2 separate regions of the Homo sapiens genome follow, and region 2 is linked to region 1. A link is an interaction called in ENCODE POLR2A ChIA-PET data of the cell type or tissue named here. Cell type or tissue: Panc1. All regions are shown on one strand.

Region 1 (8,000 bases):
CATGAATGAGCCTTGAGGACATTTTGCTACCTGAAATAGGCCAGTCACAGAAGGACAAATAATGCGTGAGTCTGTGAAGTACCTAGAGTAGTCAAAACCATGGAAACAGAAAGTAGAATGTTGGTTTCCAGGGCCAGGACATGGAGGTATGGGGAATTATTGGTTAGTGAGTATAGAGTTTCAGTTTTACAAGATAAAAAGTGTTCTAGAGACAGATGGTGGTGATTGGTTGCACAACATTATGAATGCACTTAATACCACTAAACTGTGCACTTAAAAAATGATGAAGATGAGGCGGGCATGGTGGCCTCATCTTAACCTGTGATCCCAACAGTCTGAGAGGCTGAGGCAAGAGGATCAGTTGAGCTGGGAGTTCAAGACCAGCCTGGGCAACATAGGGAGACCCTGCCTCTACAAAAATAAAAATAAAGATAATTAGCCAGGTGTGGTGGTGCATACCTGTGTCCCAGCTGCTCAGCTACTTGGGAGGCTGGGCAGGAGGACTGCTTGAGCCCTAGAGGTCAAGGCTGCAGTGAGCCATGATCGTACCACTGCACTCCAGCCTGGGCAACAGAGTGTGATCCTGTTTCAAAAAAAAAAAAAAAGAAAAAAAAGAAAATGGTTAAGTTGGTACGTTTTATGTTATGTGTATATTACTGCAATTTTTTAAATGGAAAAAATAAGATCATCAGCATCATTAGTCATCAGGGAAATAAAACCACAATGAAATATCCTGTACACCCACAGGAATGGCTAAAATTAAAATACCTGACAAAACTGGAACTTTCACACATTGTTGGTGTTACAGACTGATTGTTTGTGTCCCTCCAAAATTCTTATCTTGAAACCTCCCGTGTGACAGTATTTGGTGATAGGACCATTAAAGTTAAGATTAAGGTTAAATAAAGTAATAAAGGCTGGGCCCTGATTCAATAGGATTAATGTCCTTATAAGAAAAGACACTAAAGAGCACCCTCTCTCTCTCTCTCTTTCTCTCTCTGTCTCCACTCACACACTTAAAAAAAAGGTCATGTAAGCACACGGCAAGATGGCAGGGGCCTTCTTGGCTAGAAGAAAGCCCTCACTCTGGCACCCTGACCTCGGGCTTCCTGCCTCCAGAACTGTGAGAAAATAAATGTCTGTTGTTTAAGCCATTCTGCCTATGGTATTTTGTTATGGCAGCTTGAGCTGATTAATACAGTTGGTAAAAGCATAAAACGGTACAGCCACTCTGGAATAGGGCTAGTGGTTTCTTATAAAACTAAACATAACCTACCCTATGACCTAGCACTCCCACTTCTAGGTATTTATCCAAGAGAAATATAAATGTATGTTCACAAAAAGACATACAGAAATTTTCCTAGCAGCCTAATTACAATAACCAAAAATCAGAAACAGCATAGTGGATAAACAAACTGTGACATACCTATACAACGGAAGAGCACACAGCAATAAAAAGGGACAGATGACTGATACAGTGACACAGATGTGTCTAAAAACATTATGCTGCATAAATGAAGGGTTACACAGCAGTACCTATCATACAGTTCCATGGGTACGGAATTCTAAAACTGGCAAAGTAATTTATATTGCAGAAAATAAGTCAAAACAACTGCTGCCTCTAGGGACTGGAGCAGGGATCGATTAGGAAGAGGTATGAGGGAACTTTCTGGGTGGCTGGTCAGGTTTTATGTCTTGACTGGAGTCCAAGTTTACATTGGTAGATGCACTTGTTAAAACTTAGAGGTACAGTTCATGTATATATTTCATTGTATATAGGTTTTACCTCAAAGGGAAAAATTATAACAAATATTGAATCCTGGGCAGTAACTTGCACGTGGAACTATTTCAGGGACATGTACTGATTGGTCCCCATCCCTCTGTAGCCTTCTCTCTGCTGCTCCCACTGTGGCACCAGCATCGTTCACTCCCATGAGTTATGGCTGATAGCTGTGCTTCTCAAACTCCCCCAAGCAAACAAATCACCTGAACAGCTTGAAAAGTTGCAGATTCTGGGTGAGTAGACCTGGGCTGGGGTCCAAGATTCTGCACTTCTAACAAGCACCCAGGAGCAGCTGCTGCTGGTGAGTCTTTGGACCACACTTTGAGTAGTGAGGACTTAGAATCTCACCCTCCTACCTCTTCACCTTTGTTCCCACGAGTTCTTTCTTTTCCAGCTTGAATTGCTTTTCCCATCCCGCGCATTTGTCTTGGCTGTGCCTATCCATATCCCACCTTTTCTAATCCCTCCTTTTCCAGCAGATGACAACTGATATTAATGATCATGATGAATGACAACAACAACAATCACTTGTGAGACCTTACTAGCTGCCAGGGACTATGCTGCATGCTTCAAAAGGATTATTGTGTTTAATCCTCTTAACAGCCCTATGAGGTCAATACTAATATTGCTCCCAGTTTACAGATGAAGAAACTGAGGTATAGGGAGGTTAAGTATTTGCCCAAGGTCATATAGGCTCAGCCATCTGGATGCTTCCCTTGGCTCCAGTTGCTGACAACCTTATGGTAACAGTCTTTGTGTGTGTGTGTGTGTGTGTGTGTGTGTGTGTGTGTGTGCACTTGTACACTGGCACATTTTCACTTTCCACCAAGATTACACTGTCCCTGAGGGTAGAGACAAAATAATTCTCTTTCTCTCTTCCCTTTGTCTTTATCTCCCTGCCTCTTTCTCTCTATCTCTCTCCCTCTCTTCCCAACTACAGCCTTTGCCAAAGCAAGGCCTCTTCTTCAAAATAGGACACACCCCTCCCAGCCTCATCTGTGACCAGGGCACAGGGTGCCACTCTCCCCTCCCACAGGCTCAGGCTGGGCATCCCCCAGCTCGAAGCTCCCTGCTCTTGCCCTGTGACCCCCAGTAGCCACTCTCTTCCCTTGCCCTGGTTCAGCTGATCCCTATTCCCCGATGGCTCCTTCCAGTCTAGTCTCCCCATCCCAGGGAGTCTGGAGTCTGGGCAGTGGCCTGGACCCCTTGAGAAAGTTGCCCTACTCCCTCCCCAAACACACCTCAACAACCCCCTTAGATCCTGGTCACTGCTATTTCCTGCCCACCCCCCTCCGCCCCCCGTCCTGCAGGCTCTGTGAGGGCAGGGACCAGGCCTGTCTTGTCACAGCTGTGTCACCAGTGCCTGGCATTTAGTCACAGTAGGTGGGTGAAGGAGGGGCTCTCCCAGCCTGGCCTGGGCTGGGCAGAGCATCTTCAGCCCACCCAAGTAATCTTGCACCCATTCGGTCTCTGTTACCCTCCCGCCTAAGCCCAGAAGCCCACAGGCCCGGGACTTGCTGTCCTCAGACCTAGGATACTTCCCACTCCAAGCCCCAAATCCTACCCTGCCGTTCCCAGCCCTTCTCCAGCACCCCTCCCTCTTCACAAAGGCTGCTTGGCGGTTTCTCTCCGCCCTCCCCAAGACTGCTCTTGGGAGGGTATGTTGCTTTCCCAGACAAGCTCAGCGATGCAATTTCTCCTCCTAAGAGGTTAGGCTAATTGCTCTTCCCAGAAGAAAATCCTCAGAGGTTTTCCTTGTGGTGGACTGGAAGGTTTGAAAATTATATGTTCAGGGCAACATCGGGTTACTATATTAAATCCAGTTTCACGGATCGCGGCCACGGGGAGCACAAGCGCCACCTGCTGGCCCACAGCGAGATTCCAAGAGAGGACGAGACCTGAGCACAACCAGCTCAAGACGCACAGTCCCCGGTCACCGTCAATCAAGTGTCCGGTCCTCCATTTCGCTTTGGTTTTTCTCATTGTTGGAGTTTTTTTTTTTATTGATACATCATAGTTATACATATTTTGGGGGTGTCTGTGATTTTTTAAATTTAATTTATTTCTTATTCTGTTTCTTCCCCCCACCCCTCTTCTTTTGGGACAGGATCCCCATCTGTGGCCCAAGCTGGTCTCAAACTCCCGGCCTCAAGCTATTCTCCCACCTCAGCCTCCCAAAGTACTGGGGTCACAGGCGTGATCCCCACGCCCAGCCTCAGGTGATATTTTTATTACATGTGTACAACATGTAAAGAGAAAATCAGACACCCATCACCCCAAACATTTATATCTACTTTGTGTCAGAAACATTATAAGTCTTCTAGCTATTTTGAAATATACAATACATTATTGTTAACTATAATTCCCCTGCAGTAGTATCAACTACTAGATCTTATTCCCTCTGTCTAGCTGTATGTTTGTACCCATTAGCCAACCTCTCTTCATCTTCCCCAGCCCCCTTCCCAGCCTCTGTTAACTATCATTCAACCCTCTAGCTCCATGAGATCCACTTTTGTTTTTAGCTTCCACATGACTGAAAATATGTGGCATTTGTCTTTCTGTGCCTGGCTTATTTCACATAACATGATGACCTCCATTCCACCCATGTTGCTGCAAATGACAGGATTTTATCATTTTTTATAGCTAAATAATATTCCATTGTGTATATACGTCACATTTTCTTTCTTTATTCATCCATTGATGGACACTTATGTTGATCTGTATCTTGGCCATCAGGAATAGTGCTGCAGTAAACAGGAGGGCAAATATCTCTTCAATATACTTATTCCCTTTCTTTTGGATATACGTGTGTGTGTGTGTGTGTGTGTGTGTGTGTGTGTGTGTATCCAGCAGGTTTTTCTCATTTTAAAAACTCCATAGAAATAGTGATGTCTAATGTACTAACTCTTACATATGTAAATTGTGTGGTTTCCAGGGATACAGAGACTTAACAAATAGCAGACATGGCTGGGCGCAGTGGTTTACGCCTGTAATCCCAGAACTTTAGGAAGCCGAGGCAGGTGGATCTACCTGAGATCAGGAGTTCGACACCAGCCTGGCCAACATGGTGAAACCCTGTCTCTACTAAAAATACAAAAATTACCTGGGCGTGGTGGCAGGCACCTGTAATCTCAGCAATTCAGGAGGCTGAGGCAGGAGAATCGCTTGAACCCAGGAGGCGGAGGTTGCAGTGAGCCGAGATCACGCCATTGCACTCCAGCCTGTGTGGCAAGGGCAAAACTCCGTCTAAAAAAAAAAAAAGACATATACTTTATAAACATTAGGAAAAAAATTTGTGTTTGTATACACACACATACATACATACAAATGCACAAAGATACCTCTACCACTTCTTCTCTTCTTATCATTATTATTCTTTTTTTTTTTTCTTTTAAGACAGTGTCAGGCCAGGCGCCGTGGCTCATGCCTGTAATCCCAGCACTTTGGGAGACCAAGGCGGGTGGATCACGAGATCAGGAGATCGAAACCATGGTGAAACCCTGTCTCTACTAAAAATACAAAAAAATTAGCCAGGCGCAGTGGCGGGCGCCTGTAGTCCCAGCTACTCGGGAGGCTGAGGCAGGAGAATGGTGTGAACCCAGGAGGTAGAGCTTGCAGTGAGCCCAGATCGCGCCACTGCACTCCAGCCTGGGTGACAGAGCGAGACTCCATCTCAAAAAAAAAAAAGACAGTGTCTTATTCTGTCACCCAGGCTGGAATGCAGTGGTACAATCTTGGTTCACTGGTGCCTTCACCTCCTTGGCTCAAGGAATTCTCCTGCCTCAGCCTCTTGAGTAGCTGGAACTACAGGTGTGTGCCATGACATCTGGCTAAGTTTTTAAAAAAATTTTTTTAGGGATGGGGGTCTCACTATGTCACCCAGGCTGGTCTTGAACTCTTGACCTCAAGCAGTCCTCCCACCTTAGCCTCCCAAAGTGGTGGTATTACAGGCATGAGCCACCATGCCTGGCCTCTCTGTCACTTCTTACATCAAATTTGGTTATGCAGTTTTTATCCTATTAGATTGTTTTAAAGTCCTAGTTGAACAAATGGTTTTTTTCAAACACTAATGTAGGAATGTTAATTAGAAGTAATTTTAAGTCTTTTAAATTATAAAAGCACATATTCATTAATGCAGCAATTCCTTCACTGGTAACGAACCCTACAGATACATTCATGTTCATGGGTGTAAAGATGTATGTACAGGGATTCCTCTGAAGCCCAGTTAATAGTAGCAAAAAAACTGGGACTCACCAGTAGGGCACTAGTTAGATAAAGGATGGTGCATCCATGTGATGGAAAACCAGCAAACCACTGAAAACGATGACAGAGATCCATACTCACTTATGCGGAACCATCTCCAAGAGGCAGTGTTGAGTGAGAAAGCACCATGGGAGTGTCTGGACTGTGGTGATGGTTGCACAACTGTATAAATTAACCTTGAAAATCACTGAACTGAATTGGGTATGGCAACTCACATCTGTAATCTCAGCACTTTGGGAGGCTGAGGCAGGCAGACTGCTTGAGCCCAGGAGTTCGAGACCAGCCTGGGAAACATAGTGAAACCCCATCTCTACAAAAATTACAAAAGTAGCCAGGCGTGGTGGTGCATGGCTGTAGTCCCAGGTACTAGGGAGGCTGAGGTGGGAGGATTGCTTGAACCCGGGAGGTCGAGGCTGCAGTGAGCTGAGGTCGTGCCACCGCATTTGAGCCTGGGCAACAGAGTTGAGACCTCATCTCACACACAAATCACTGAACTATACTCTTTAAATGAGGGGATTTTATAGTATGTGAATTATACATTAATAAAACGTTTTTAAAAGATCATAAAAAAGTATGTAACTTATTCTCTTCTATAAAACTAAATTAAAAATACACACATAGGTTGGTATATGCATGGTAACATTCTGGTGATTATTTCTTGGGGAGGGGAAAGGTTTATTACATACACTGTACAATATATATTTTTTTTACCGTAGCAGGTACACTTGTTCAATAATTTTTAATAGTTGCATTTATCCTTTCATAGAATATCCATTACAATAGTTTCCACAGCAGTAATTGACCAGGGATTTAAGTAGAATAAGAAATGCCTTTAATATTTTAACAACTTGAAGAAACGAGGAATTTTTTCTTCACCAAAAGGCATAGGTTTTACACACAAGGAACTTATGTCTTTATAAATCTAATTTAAAGAAAACATTTCTTCCATGATGATAAGACCTAGAATAGACACACAAATGGTGGAGTTTTTTACTGCTGATAAAAATAATAACTGTTTGTTATAGAAATTTTAAAAGAGAAAAATATAAAAAGAAGAAAACAACAATCACCTATACCCCACCCGATTACAGCAACTGCAGACATGTTGGTGTATTTTCGGCCAGTTACTATGTGTACACAATTTTCTGTTTTACAATGTTATGAACCCACTACAAATGATTATGTATTTTCTTTTTTTTCCATCAATTCCCATATCATGCAAATTTTCCCATGTTCTTAAAATGTTATTCAAGAACATGATAGTACATCCTATGGTCATTTTACTTACTTATTTATTTATTTATTTATTTATTTATTTATTTATTTATTTTTTGAGACAGAGTCTTACTCTGTCACCCAGGCTAGAGTGCAACAGCGCAATCTTGGCTCACTGCAACCTCCGTCTCCCGGGTTCAAGCTATTCTCCTGCCTCAGCCTCCTGAGTAGCTGGGATTACAGGCACCTGCCACCACACCTGGCTAATTTTTGTATTTTTAGTAAAGACGGAGTTTCGCCACATTGGCCAGGCTAGTCTCGAACTCCTGACCTCAGGTGATCTGCCCACCTCGGCCTCCCAAACTGCTGGGATTACAGGCGTGAGCCACCGCGCCCGGCCTGTAGTCACATTTATTGAATGCACTACCTGCTAAGCACAAAGCACTCTACTAGGCACTTTATATATATTATTTCACTTATTTTTCACAATGAGACAGGTATTATCTCCATTTTACCTATAGGAAGCTGAGGCTAGGACCCTTGCTCATCGACTGTCTCCCAGAGAGTTAGTGCCAAAGCAGGAGCTGAAAATCAGGTCTGTCTGATTCCAAAACCCACACTCTTCCATTAACAAGGAGAAAAGAAGGGCTGTGGTACATTTGCCAAAGAAAACCACTTTTCTAGTTGTCCAAGTGCCAAGGGCCACAGTCCACAGTCAGGGTTTCAGAATAAACTGAGA
Region 2 (8,000 bases), 270 kb after region 1:
TGCAAAAACATCCTAGTCCCCATGGCACTATGCTCCTTCTTTTATTCCAAAAAGAAATTAGTCATGATTGTCAATTAGCCCTACTGGGCAACTTTTCTCCTATATGGGCTCTGAAAACCGTAGGTTATCAAAGAAACTATAAAACCTTACCCATAATTGAAGAAGAACTCAAAACAAGATATCATTTTTCCCCCATAATACTAGCAATAGTTCAAGTGTTGGTGAAGGTCTGGAGACACATGCAATCTTATACACAGTTGGCAGATTTGTAAGTTAGTACAGCCTTTGGTGGTGGGGCTACAATTTGACAGTTTCTATCAAAAGTTTAAAAACATGCATCCTTTGATGTAGCAAAGTCCGTACAGATATTTTTGCAAAAGTAGGCCTGGTTATAAAGATAGATTTATAACCAGGTTAAATGTAACATTGTTTATAATGACCAAAAACTGGAAACAAGAAGCCCTGGTTGTTGGGTACATCATATAAATTGAATGCCATATAGTCATTAAAAGAAGGGGCTAGATCTGTTAGTGTTGGTATGAAAAAAGGCTCCAAAACATATTGTTAATTTAAAAAAGAAATCGAGAACAGTGAGTATTACTACGTGCTTCCTTCTGTCTCAATTTTTTTAAAGGATGCATATGCATAGTCGTATATACATTACATTAAGTTCTGGAAAGATAAGAAACTGTTCACTGTAGTTACCTCTGGAGTGACTACAGACACTAGAAAGAAGCAGAACTGTACTGATAGACAAACATTTTAAAAACATACAAGTAACAGAGATAATCTGGAGATGGAACTTGTTTTTTTGTTTTTATTTTTTTCTGCATAAAACCCCCAAACCAATAAATGTCACTGTAAAAATACAATAATCATCATCACTTTCAATTCTTTTAACAAGAAAGAAACTATATTTATTAGTGAGGAGACAAGTGGAAAGTGGGGGAGGGCCCATATAATGCACGGTAAGAAACTGGTGGAAGAGAATGGGAGAGAATTGGGAGAATTAAAATATCCACACTCCCCTCCTCTCTCAAGACACTGCAGACACCATGAATTGCTCAAGCTTTCCACTGGAGATAAACAGCTCAGTGCCCCACTCCAGTTGCCAGCTATTCATTGCAATTATAAGTAGGAGAGATAGTAGGTTGAGAGAAGGCTGGTGCAGTTTGTCCAAATCCTGCCTTTTGTAATACGGATGAGGCAGAACAGTTGTTCCTAAAGAGCCTGAAGTAGCAGAGAACACTGCAGATGAACACAGTTGTCTTCTTGGCAGACAGCAAGCCTCCTAAAGTTCATAGTGCAAAGGCACATCAGGGGTCCTGCCACTACACACATTTCAATAGACTGTAAAAGCAAGAGCCAGGTGCCTACGCAACAGAAGGGGCAGGAGAAATCTCTGCTGCCCTGAGGAAGCTTAGGGAGCCTTGCTCAATGACAGGGACACACCTCTGGGCTACACCGATCTGCTACAATAGTTCCAACCATCTCTTACTGCCCCATGGAGAGAATCACCTAGGAGTAAAAATCATCAAGGAAGATAATCTTCTGTACTTAACTACTCCTTTCATCTGAGGCCCGTGAAATAAATTATAACATCACTTAGTTTCCATGATATTCTTCTGCAACACTGCTTTATGAAGTGGGAAATTACATCTATGCAGAATTTCCAGAGGAGCTAGCTAGCAATACACGGAAGTTTTTTAATACAGCATGGCCAACTTTATGTACAGGTGCCATAAAAAGTAGTCCCTCCCCCATGGGACTTAAGGAACATAAAAGAGCCTGCTACTCACCCCCATTCCCACATCCTTTAATGATGCCTGAGATTCCCCCATTAGTGATTCATGCCATCATTCAGGTTTGTCTTAAGTATGCTCTTTTCATAGTGCCATGTGGAGAAACACATGAGGTCCTGAACACCACAGTGCAATGGCTCTTAACCTTTTGTTGTTGTCACTATAAAGGTCATTAGTCCTTTTGATAAACAGAAAATGCACTTATTTGAATATACAATATATAATTTTCATATAATTTTGGCAGTTCAGTATTTTTTAAGCCCTCTTAGGGATCCCCTCCAACCTAGGCTTAAGAATCCCTGACTCAGCAGCAACAAGTTTGGCAAATCTCCACCTCCACCTCCTCCCCTCCACCCACCCCACACCAAGAGCTCCTATGCATCTGGGGAACCCTGGGTCTGAAGAGAGAAGGCAATACTAAAGGGATGCTCTGACTACTTCAGATAATTGCCTAAAACTCACCCTGTCTACAGTCCAGATTACTGTTTATGATTCCTCCTCAGCAAGGAGTACGGATTTGTCGCTGTCTATTCCTTGGAAACAAGCTCTCCTGGCTTGAGAGACACTATATATCTTAAGAAATGCCCAGCAGAGATAACTGCCAAAGAGGTCCTTACAACACTTACTGGCTGGTCACATTACCTGAGAAATGAGGCAGAGGAAAGTTTTAACACCTATGAATAAAGGGGGCTCACCTCTGAGGTTTTCGAATGTCCCAGAGTCCCACTCCTTCCTTTGAATTGGCTGTGGCCAACAACCTGGGCTCCACAGGGTTAAACATGACACTATGAAAGGCTGATGGATAGTTTGCCAGGCAGAAGGGCTCTGTGGAAAGAAAAATTATAATCAGTTCACTCCAGGTACCTGTGGGCCACTGGCAGGCAGATAATCAGGAATGTGAATACAGGTCGGAGCACTCTTTAATAACCACTCCAACGGCCTGGAGCCCCAAAACAGCACATAATCCCACCAGTCACCTCTACTTACAAGGTCCCCATGAGTCCTATACATAGCAAGGTAAACACATTTAACCACATTTTAAGCTATAACACCCAGAAATATATATAGCAGCTATCAGATCTTGACACAAAACAGAAACGGCCACTAAAAATGGGAAAATAAGCCATTTTACAGTAAGTAAAACTGAATTCCACATGAGCTGAAAAAATTCACAACCAAGTATGGTAGGGTTATTATGCTTTTAATCCAATTGTATTAGTTTTAGAAAAGTTTTTAAACCATGCACAGATTTGATGAAGATTAAAAAAAACAATGACAAAATTAAGACGTGGTGAAACACAATGGTGTGGTTTTTCTCTTCTGGTTCACAATGCTCCCTAACATCTAGCCAGTCTGTAATCAACTTCACCTAGAAACCCTGCAACATTTTACAAAAATTAGCAGGTTCCAAGTGAGGAAGAAATCACTTAGTTACCTAGCAGGATATACTCCTATGGGACCTGTTAGAGTAATACAAAGAAAGCACTTCTCAGTCTATGACCTCCATATGCAGTATTTCACAGGTCTCTGAGCAGGTAAAGCACTCAGTCATCTCTGCCATCAGGCAGTTCAGACGAAGGAGAATTTCACTTACCAAGCCCACAGTGACTCGACCACAGCTGCTACTTCGTGCTACCTTACCTGCCTAACCCTAAAAACAAGCTTCTCTTATAGCCTGAACCTAAATAATGAGCACAGCCCAGAATGTAAAATGTTTAGAACATAGAAAAGTTAAAAGACCCAGATCCTGCCAGACAGAGCAGGCAGGATAGTAAATTTAGGTACACAGCTGTGATCATTACAATCTGCACTAAAGGCCACGGTGGGTATGGCAGTGGCACTAAGGCTGGTACTAGAGGAAGGGGCCTTTTGAAGACAGGTAGAATTACAGAAATCTCTCTGTAGGAAATGAGCTGAGAAGATGCATTTCCTGAAGAACTTCAGAGAAAGTCAACAAAGCAACTTCTTCATTTCACACATCAGAGAGTCAAAGGGCACATTCAGAGGAGGCACTCACACGACAATCCCCTTTAAACAGAGTTTATTTGCCATCATTTTAAGATCCTATACACAGGTAATTTGAGATTCGGTGGTTCTTTCAACAAAATAACAAGCCTGAAACTAGGATGCAGGAAAGTGCATAACGCCCCCATTCTCTGTAAATAATCAAGAATAGTTACATGTCAGCACCACAACTTCTGCTCCTTGGGGCACTAAACACCAAAGTACAAGGGTTTGTGGAGAGTCACAGGAGGGTGGAGAAGGACTGGCAAAGGTGCCTCACTCCTGAGTATTTAGGTGGAGGATAAGGCCTCCAAAGACCTCTTATGCCCCCATGTGAGTGTTTCACATTTCCTTTCCCTTGACATCACTTGCACATAGATACTGAGGTAATAAATTGGATCTTCAATGAATCTGACATCAAACTGTTCAACACAGTCCAACAGTCATTTGCACAGTGAGCCTACCTCCATGGGGGGATTCCCGAATGTCCCAAATGAGAACCCGGCCATCATCTGAGGAACTGGCAAAAATGTTGTCATTCACTGGGCTCACAGACAAGCCATATACTGCATCTTCATGAGCAAACACGTCCAATGTCTCACTGCTGGGAGATAAGAGAGCAAGACAGAGGCACACACATACACACAAGCATAGTGCAGAGTCCCAGCACTTTGGTACCGAGGGTGCCATCTTTTCCATTTCTAGAAGAAAGTCAACCTAGCTAAACCCAAAAAATATTATATTTCCTGAAAGGTAGGTAGTCAACTTTCAGGTTAAAAAAAAGGTACTATTAAGGAGTCTTTTTAGAGATTTTATAATTTTTGTGCTAAATAAGCATATTTAAAAGTGACTCAATAGCTGAGTTTTGTATTTTCATTTATTACAGAATGCATCTGCTTGTGTACAGATTTGGGGGTCATACTTGATTTTCAAAAAGCAAGGGAAAGCTTTAAAGCAGCCAAGTCTGATGCCTACAGGATGGGAGAGGGGTCTCCTAGCAATCTGGCATGGTGATGAAGAGCATGGCTCTGAGGCCAGATAGCCTAAGTTCAGGTTTTAGTACCACCTGACCTTCTGTTATCTAACATGTCTGTGACTCCGTTTCCTGATCTAGAACGGAGATGACAATAGTATCTCCTCAGAAAATGAGTGTGAGGATTAAATGAATGAATATGTACAAAGCATTTACAATGGTGTCTGGCACATAGTAAGAACTCAATCAATATTAGCTATTACTGTTCTTAAATATTATGGTTCCTTCTCTTCTAAACTCTTGTTTTAAATTTTCACCTAAAAAGTACACTCTCATACCAACTTTCAAAACTTTCAAATCCCTTTTTCCTTTTTAAATCAAAACTTTATTTATTTCAAACTATTGTAGGAATTTTTTTAGAAAAGAACAGCTGGTTTCATGTTGTTTTTTTCAAAAAACAAAAACTATTTTAGTCTAAAGAGATATTTGCCTCTTCATATATGAAAAACAAAGTCAATCACCTTCACACACCACCAATCTATTTACCTTTCAACATCATGGAGGATAACTTGCTCATCATTGCCTGCAAAAGAAAAAAGCAGACATCTGATCATTCGTGCAAGGTGGTCCCTGTCCACATTACAATTTAGTATTTTTAAGTTTTCAGGGAAAAAATATGAACAAAGCCAATGCTAATACAAATTAGAAGTGTTAACTGGAAAAAAGATTTATAGAAATAATTTAAGAAGGATAGGACATTCTTACAGAGAATTTTTAAAAAATAATGGCATCCAAGTATAACACAGTAACAGTTCCCAATGTGTATTATCCAGTGGATGATGTAAAAAAAAAAAACAACTGTGGCTACAACCTGGGCAACATAGTTAGACTCCATCTCTATGAAAATAAAAATAAAAAAATTAGCCAACTGGTGGCACACCCTTGAAGTCCCAGCTACTAAGGAGGCTGAGGTGGAAGAATCGCTTGAGGTCAGGAGTTCAAGGCTGCAGTGAGCTACGATCGCACTCCAGCCTGGGCAACAGAGAGAGACTGTCTCAAAAAAAAAAAAAAAGTAGGGGGGAAACAACACAAAACAAAACTGTGGCCATCAAGAAAAACACTAAATGATCATTGACAAATCAATTCACTAGCTTTATTTTTTTTCTTTTTCAGCAGAACACTCACTAATCATGAGACCTGCAATAAAATCTTTAGCATTTCTATGACCTAACTTTTTAACCTACAGAATAGGGATAATAACATCATAGAGTAACTGTAAGCATAAGAGTACATCTGTAAAAGCATTCAGAATAGGGCTGATCACTTAATAAGCCCCCAATAAATGTTTGTTAATATTTCTATCCTCATGGTCTTTTAAAAATGTTTCTTTCTTTCTTTCTTTTGAGACAGGATCTTGCTCTGTTTGTCTTTTAAAAATTTTTCTTCTTTCTTTCGAGACAGGATCCTGCTCTGTTGTCCAGGCTGGAGTGCAGTGGTGCAATCATGGTTCACTACAGTCTTGACCTCCTGTGCTCAAGCAATCTTCCCACCTCTGCCTCTCTAGTAGCTGGAACTACAGGCATGTGTCACTATGCCTGGCTAATTAAAAAAAAAATTTTTTTTGTAGAGATCTAACATGTTGGGGTCTAACTATGTTGCCCAGGCTGGTCTCAAACTCCTGGGCTCAAGCAATCCTCCTGCCTTGGCCTCTCAAAGTGTTGGGATTATTACAAGTGTGAGCCACCATGCCCAGCCTCATCATCTTTTATAGCATGAAAATTTGATGACTGTGATTCCAAATGATGTGAAAGTTTTAATCTTGTATTTCTCCTTATTCTATCAAAGGATATAAATTATATTCATGATATGTGTAGTCCTGCCTTCAAATGGTTTGTATAGCAAAAAAATTAAAACCTGAATATAAGAAGACAAAACATGAAAAAAGTCCCACTCTATGCTAAAATGCACAACCAACAGTCACTTAAATAGAAAGCAAAAGTAGCAGTAAAGATATGGCCCAGGGCATCTTAAACAAAGGCCTGGCTGTAAATTCTACTGTAGGTACAAACCAATGAAATCAGTAAACCCATACTAATGCCTTCTAGGTATCAGGTACAGTGCTAGGTCTTGGGTATATAAAAAGAATAAGATTCTACTCTGTCCTTGAGAACTCCAATTGGACTTGAGAACAGTCCAACTGGACAAACAACTAACAGCAACAAGAGGGTTTGCCTTGCAGCAATATGATCTAGCTATGGGGTCAATTATTTCCTTCATAAGCAGGGTGAAAGTACATGGAGAAGGAGACCTTTGAAGAGAAACTCAAATAACTCAAAACTCTTACCAATGAAAGGCTTAGGGGAATTGGTGGGGACTGGACAATTAAGGTGGAAGAACACCATGAACAAAAGGCACAAGGGCAAAATAGTACCATGCAGTGCATTCTTAAAATGACAAATAGTTTGGTGGGCTACAGTGTATAACTCAGGGAAGGGAGGTCAGGCCAGACAGATAGATTGGGATTTAGACTTCATTCTTCAGGCACTGTAGGCTCAATGGTTCACATGGTCCAGTCTTTATTTTTAAAAGTAAACTTGTGTATGCAATGAATTCAAAGGAGAATTAGAGAGTGGTAACAGAAATCACAGAAGGCCATTGCAAAAATCCAGGCCAAACTAACGGATGAGTATGAGAGGCTTTCAAGATAGACCTGACAGGACTTGGTGACAGACTAGATGTGTAAATGTAAGAAAGGCAGGTTTGAGGATGACTCCAAGATCATAGGTAGAATGAACCATGTGAAACTGCTACTTTTTAAAGTTGAAAATGGTTAATTGTCAGCAATTTCTTAAAGTTAAACCTAATAGCTTATATAATTGGGTGAATGGTTGTAACTGAGAAAGAAAATCCAGCAGACAAGAAGAAATTTTCACTCAGGGGAGGACTAATGATCTTGGTTTTAGATCTATTGTATTTAAGTTGCTTTTGGAACACAGGTAGATATCCAGTGGGAAAATCTGCAGCTCAGAAAAGAGGTCAGAACTAGAAATGTGGGGTCAGAAGGAGTATGGTTGATGGAAGCCATCACCAAGAGGTTGGTGTGAGCACCAGCCATTCCAATTGTACCCTAACACAACACTTTTCAAACAGGAGCCATCTGTGGGTCAGGACATTCATCTGCGTTATGGCCAGCATAATCTTTAAAAATGAAATCGAATAGA

What was found. ChIA-PET counts read pairs that join two places held together with the same protein. Peaks named below come from ENCODE experiments on the same cell type or tissue, not always from the same donor. Only the 100,000 strongest peaks of a DNase experiment are listed, where the experiment ranks them.
Region 2: POLR2A ChIA-PET joins it to region 1 with 10 read pairs; 3 of 35 experiments call an interaction of 5 or more read pairs at or near these places.

Annotation. Positions count from the first base shown.
Region 1 is chr14:68,840,490-68,848,489 of GRCh38, forward strand. No RefSeq gene overlaps it. Among named protein-coding and RNA genes, the nearest start is that of ZFP36L1, 51 kb to the left of the region's middle. RefSeq lists an enhancer at 3,111-3,623. In Panc1, CTCF peaks have their summits at 3,646 (motif pointing left) and 3,862; a DNase peak (open chromatin) is centred at 3,631; H3K4me3 peaks cover 234 bases; H3K27ac peaks cover 276 bases.
Region 2 is chr14:69,113,869-69,121,868 of GRCh38, forward strand. DCAF5 (DDB1 and CUL4 associated factor 5) reads right to left here. Exons shown (of 9, transcript NM_003861.3): 3 at 5,326-5,362; 4 at 4,271-4,410; 5 at 2,498-2,627. Among named protein-coding and RNA genes, the nearest start is that of DCAF5, 35 kb to the right of the region's middle. In Panc1, no CTCF peak of the experiment used is centred here; no DNase peak of the experiment used is centred here.